2 separate regions of the Mus musculus genome follow, and region 1 is linked to region 2. A link is a loop called in an ENCODE intact Hi-C map of the cell type or tissue named here. Cell type or tissue: heart. All regions are shown on one strand.

What was found. Peaks named below come from ENCODE experiments on the same cell type or tissue, not always from the same donor. Only the 100,000 strongest peaks of a DNase experiment are listed, where the experiment ranks them.
Region 1: it touches region 2 in a loop (7-fold over the local background); 31 of 42 quality-filtered maps call a loop at or near these places.

Annotation. Positions count from the first base shown.
Region 1 is chr16:85,677,247-85,679,746 of GRCm38, forward strand. No RefSeq gene overlaps it. Among named protein-coding and RNA genes, the nearest start is that of Gm52244, 120 kb to the left of the region's middle. In heart, a CTCF peak has its summit at 1,143 (motif pointing left); no DNase peak of the experiment used is centred here.
Region 2 is chr16:84,954,644-84,957,143 of GRCm38, forward strand. It overlaps App (amyloid beta (A4) precursor protein), which reads right to left. Exons shown (of 18, transcript NM_001198823.1): 18 at 1-789. The coding sequence ends at 688. Among named protein-coding and RNA genes, the nearest start is that of Gm10791, 16 kb to the right of the region's middle. In heart, no CTCF peak of the experiment used is centred here; a DNase peak (open chromatin) is centred at 998; H3K4me3 peaks cover 287 bases; H3K27ac peaks cover 251 bases.

The DNA of each region.
Region 1 (2,500 bases), 720 kb after region 2:
CCCTGGTCTTCAGAGCTTGGAAAGTCCTGGCTGGTTTCATGAGCTCTTCTTCCTTTGCTTTCCTTTTGCCTCCACCTCATTGCGAAGCAGACACTTTGTGGTCTGATGCTCTACGTAGCTGTAGCTAAGGCTGCCAATTCCCAGAGAATCCCAGTTCTCCTGAAGGGCAAGATGAAAGCAGAGATATGTAAGTGCTATGTTTGGGAGATGGGAAGATGTCTCATCTTCAACAGGCTTTTTGAGAAGGGTTACTCCTCGCTTTCCCTGACCCTTCTTGCAAAGCCTGTTGAAGATGAAATGCGCTCTTCCTGGGACATTCTTGATAGTAATAGTGATTAGATTTCGTCAGGAGATAGCCAATATGATTGGCTGCATCTTGCAAATTGTGGTCCCCGGAGCCAGTGTTCTGTGTTCCCGGGACTGGGAACTACATTTGAGGTTATTACGATCTTCCTGTAACTGAGCGCTGACCCACATTGTCAGCGCTGCCGTTACTTTTTGTGGAAACACACACTTCTTCCTAATCATCTCTCCTCATGTGTGGGAGACTAGTCAGCCGGTGCTCATCGCATTGAGATTGCTCAGCGTACATTATCATTTGTTTTCAAGTCATCAGCATCAGCACGGGTCCAACATAGACCTTTTTTTATAAACCTTTGGTTGGGAAGTTGTTTTCTGCTTTGTGTAAACTACAATTTAAAAACATTATTTAAGCGAATGAAGTCATCACGAGACTGAGTTTGAGTTTCCAAAAAATTGTGAAAACATAGGCCCAAGGAGACATATGAATTCTGCTTTTTAGCAGTCAAGTGGAGTACAATAGGAAAAATCTAGACTTCCTGCTTCATTTGCAGCTGCCGCATTTCACATGTTGGTGTATTTCAAAATGTAGGCTTACATAAATCTTTTGTTTGGTGCATTAAATAGTCTAGGATCACAGTTTGGCCATTAAGTTGTTTTTTAAAATGAAGCTCATGTTTTAAAAAGTCACACTCAACTATACTTTGGTAGATTTTACTTACAATTAATATTTTTTAAAGAAACATAATATTCTCTTATATTCCATCCTTTCTCAAATAGTAAGAATGTTTGAATAAAAATAAAGTATCAGTTTTAGTGGTAGCTGATTGTGGGTTAAAAGTGCCATCTAGTGGTTACACAAGGAAGTTCATTTAACTTATAAATGATAGTGTAAATTTCTCCTTTTCACTTCCATACCAGAAAGCAGTACAGTTGTCAGTTGGTGAAATTATCCATCATCTGGATATGGATCCACCAAGACAGCATGCTACAGGGTTTGATGAAGCTATACTTTGTACTATGCTGGACTCAGCAAATGTCATGAAACCATCTGGTTAAATACAATGTAGATGTACAAGACAGGAGGCCAACGGATTTCCCTCTTGCTCATAAACTTTTCCTGAGGGTTTTTTTTTCATGATTGATTAATATATTAAAACCAAACTCCTGTGCAAATAGTAAACAAAAACAGATCTCTCTGTCTCTGTGTCTATCTCTCTATCTCCCTGTCTCTGTCTCTCTGTCTCTGTGTGTGTGTGTGTGTGTGTGTGTGTGTGTGTGTATGTGTGTGTGTGTAGAGATGTGCTTGAATACAGGAAAACAACTCATTTAACTGTTCCTTCAGAGGCTCCTTCCTCATGATCACTTGTCATGATAAATGCAGAAAGGAGGCTCCATCAACCCCTCGGGAGAGATCTTCAGCCTCTGGCTAAGAGCCATGAATGAACCAATGGCAGAATTCCAATCTCACTCAATTTCTCTTGAGCCAGTCATTGGGATGTGTCAAGGTTTCTTCCAGCAGGTTCCCCCTTGCCTTCTTCCCTTCTCTCTCTCTCTCTCTCTCTCTCTCTCTCTCTCTAAGGACAGGCCATCTCTGTATCCTTCTCTCTCTCTCTCTCCCTAAGGACAGGCCATCTCTGTATCCTTCTCTCTCTCTGAGAACAGCCCACCTTGCTGTATAAAACCTGCAGACATAAAACCCAGAATAACATTCAGTCCTAGGGAATGCTTGTGTCAAAGTGATTCCTGTTTCCATTTCTCACTTTATTGTTTTCTGACAACAACTCAAGGTTGAGGTGCCTGGTTCCTTAGCACCTGTGTATCAAAAACTTATGGCTGAGGCTTGGAGGGAAGACTTAGGACATTCTCTCACCTCTCCTCTCTCTTTATGAAGGTCCCAAGAATGTTGCTGGGAGTCTCTGTCTTTGCAAAGACATTACTGAGGCCAGTTTAAGATCTGGAGTACAGGAAGGTAAAGAAGCGCTTTTGACTAACTCTGATTGCTCACTGGCAATGTTGTTAAATAGGTGTCCTATTTAAAAAGCACAGGAGTGGGAAAATTATCAAAGTGGGTAGGCTGAGTAGAAGATTACAGATGAAATGAACTGTGATTTTAAAAAAAACATTACGGTATGAGGCTGGAATGTTTCTCAGTTCATAGGGAACTTGCCCAGCATGGATGAGATCTGGTTCTGTCTCT
Region 2 (2,500 bases):
CAAAGATCCAAAGATACATGGACAAAAAAAATGTTCAAATTCTCAATGCCTAATGTGTGCACATAAAACAGGCACAAAGAAATCAATGTGTATCCTCTTATTCCTATATCACAAAGAGAGCAGAAGCAGCAATCTGTACAGTAAGATGCAGTCATGGAAAAAGAATTTTCTAAGTCATTTGGAATACTTAAAAAAATGTTCAAAATGCATAGTGATCAGGAAAAGAATACGTAGGAGAAGCAGCTAGACGCCCACGTTCACAAGAAGCATCCCCCATCGATTTTTAAAGCATATTTCAAGTAGGAGTTTTTTCCGGGCCACAAACCACAAGAATAATATACAACGGGCTAAGGGGCTATGTATGTGATAAATAATTAGGAGAGAATCTATTCATGCACTAGTTTGATACAGCTAATTTTTTTTTTTACAGTACACAAAACCCATGAATCATGTAATGTAGAGACCAGAATGTAAAGAGAGAAAGCGAGAATACATTACTGATTTGTATATTAATTCAAGTTCAGGCATCTACTTGTGTTACAGCACAGCTGTCAAAAGCCGAGGGTGAGTAAATAAACGGAAGGGTTTGTTTCTTTCCACGTTATTTTATAAATGAACACCGATGGGTAGTGAAGCAATGGTTTCGCTGTCCAAGTTCAGAGGCCGCTGCTGTGGCGCGGGTGGGGCTTAGTTCTGCATTTGCTCAAAGAACTTGTAAGTTGGATTCTCATATCCGTTCTGCTGCATCTTGGAGAGATGGCGCTCCTCTGGGGTCACGGCGGCGTCGACCTAGAAAGCAGGTACAGAGATCCGGGTTTAAAATAGACCGAGGACTTTAAAGGAGCACAGTACTCGTAGGCAGTAACAGGACACGGTGTGCAGTTCTTTTCTTTGCCCCCAAAGTACTTAACAACCGTGATTTATCAGCTTTAGCCCCAACTTCTGACACCACGTGGCAGAGCCAATGGCTTACGCCGATGCTGCATCTGGCCACTAGGTGGTGCTGAAATTCTTGAGGCGAGTACTCGGGTCTGCACAGGGCACATTGGCTGAAACAGCCAGCACTGGAGTTTGTGGGATGGTGAAGGAGAAAGAACATCTCACAAAGCCGCACTGTGAATGACTGTGAGTGACGCTTAGATCTGTGCAGAATATAACACTCCGCTTTGTGGGGCCCCAGGTATCTGCTGCCATTTCGAAGTACATTTATCTCTGTAGAAATGTTAATGAGAGTTTTGAGAGCCTATTAAATAAAAGATACACACACACACACACATGTATGTATATGTCTTTTATTATATATATACATATATATATATATATATATGTATATATATACACACATACACATATAAAAGGGGTATAAATAAAGGTAACATATATGGATGTATGTGTGTGTCTGTGTGTGTGTGAGTGTATGTATATAAAAGGTGTATTACCAGGGGTAGGGTATAGGGGACTTTTGGGATAGCATTTGAAGTGTAAATGAAAAAATTATCTAATAAAAATTTGAAAAAAGGGGGGTATTACTTGACACAAAAAGGGAAACTGTATAGACACACTATCCTAATTATACATACATACATACATACATACATACATACATACATACATATCTGTCTGTCTGTCGATCCATCCTTCCATCCACTCATCCATCCATCCACCCACCTACCCATTCATCCTACACATACAGGATTTGTAGTCCTGGGGGTTGCATTCAGGCCTCATTTCCGCCAGGCCAGAGCTCTACAGCAGGCTTCAGCTGTAAGATCAGGTCGGCACGGTAAACATAATCTGCCTCAGCCATTGTCACGGAGAGCCGGGCAGGTGTTAGTCTCTGCAGACTGTGCGGGGCACACATCTCTCTACAGTAGCTAATGGCTTTTCTTGTTTCTATATTTGTCCTACCTCTCCCAGTGAGGAGAAGAGGAGGTGCTTGCTTGAGTCTGCTGGATTAATATGAGCTCCAAGCCTCTGTAAAGCCGCGTTGGAAGACGAGAGGACTCTGTCCGTATGCACATAGCATAAACCATGTTTCCCACAGAAAAGTTAAGGTGTGTTCTATGGGATTCATTTCACAGGGATATTTCTTATTCTGTCCTGGACTGAATGGAGCTTGCAGCCTCATTTTTCAGAGGTCTCTAGTTCCCATTGCTGAGCACTGTCAAATGATGTCTGGCAATTCCCCAGCTTTCTCTTTGTCTCTGTCCCCTGCCCCCACCCCGCCTACTGCCAGTGTGGCACAGTTCAGACCCTGCACAACTGTCTTACTGTTATGGTGGCTCCTAAAACAACAAGGGGGGGGCAGATATGCATGGTGCCAGTGCTGCCCTACCTACCAGGTGATGGACAGACATGTGGTATGATACACATAGATCATATGATACACACAGATCACGCCTAGTCCCACCTAAGGAGTAATTCAGGTGGAGAGCCTTGTAGAGATGAATTCCTTCATGGCCATTGGGTGTGACCCCACTTCAGAGAACTAGTTAGTCCT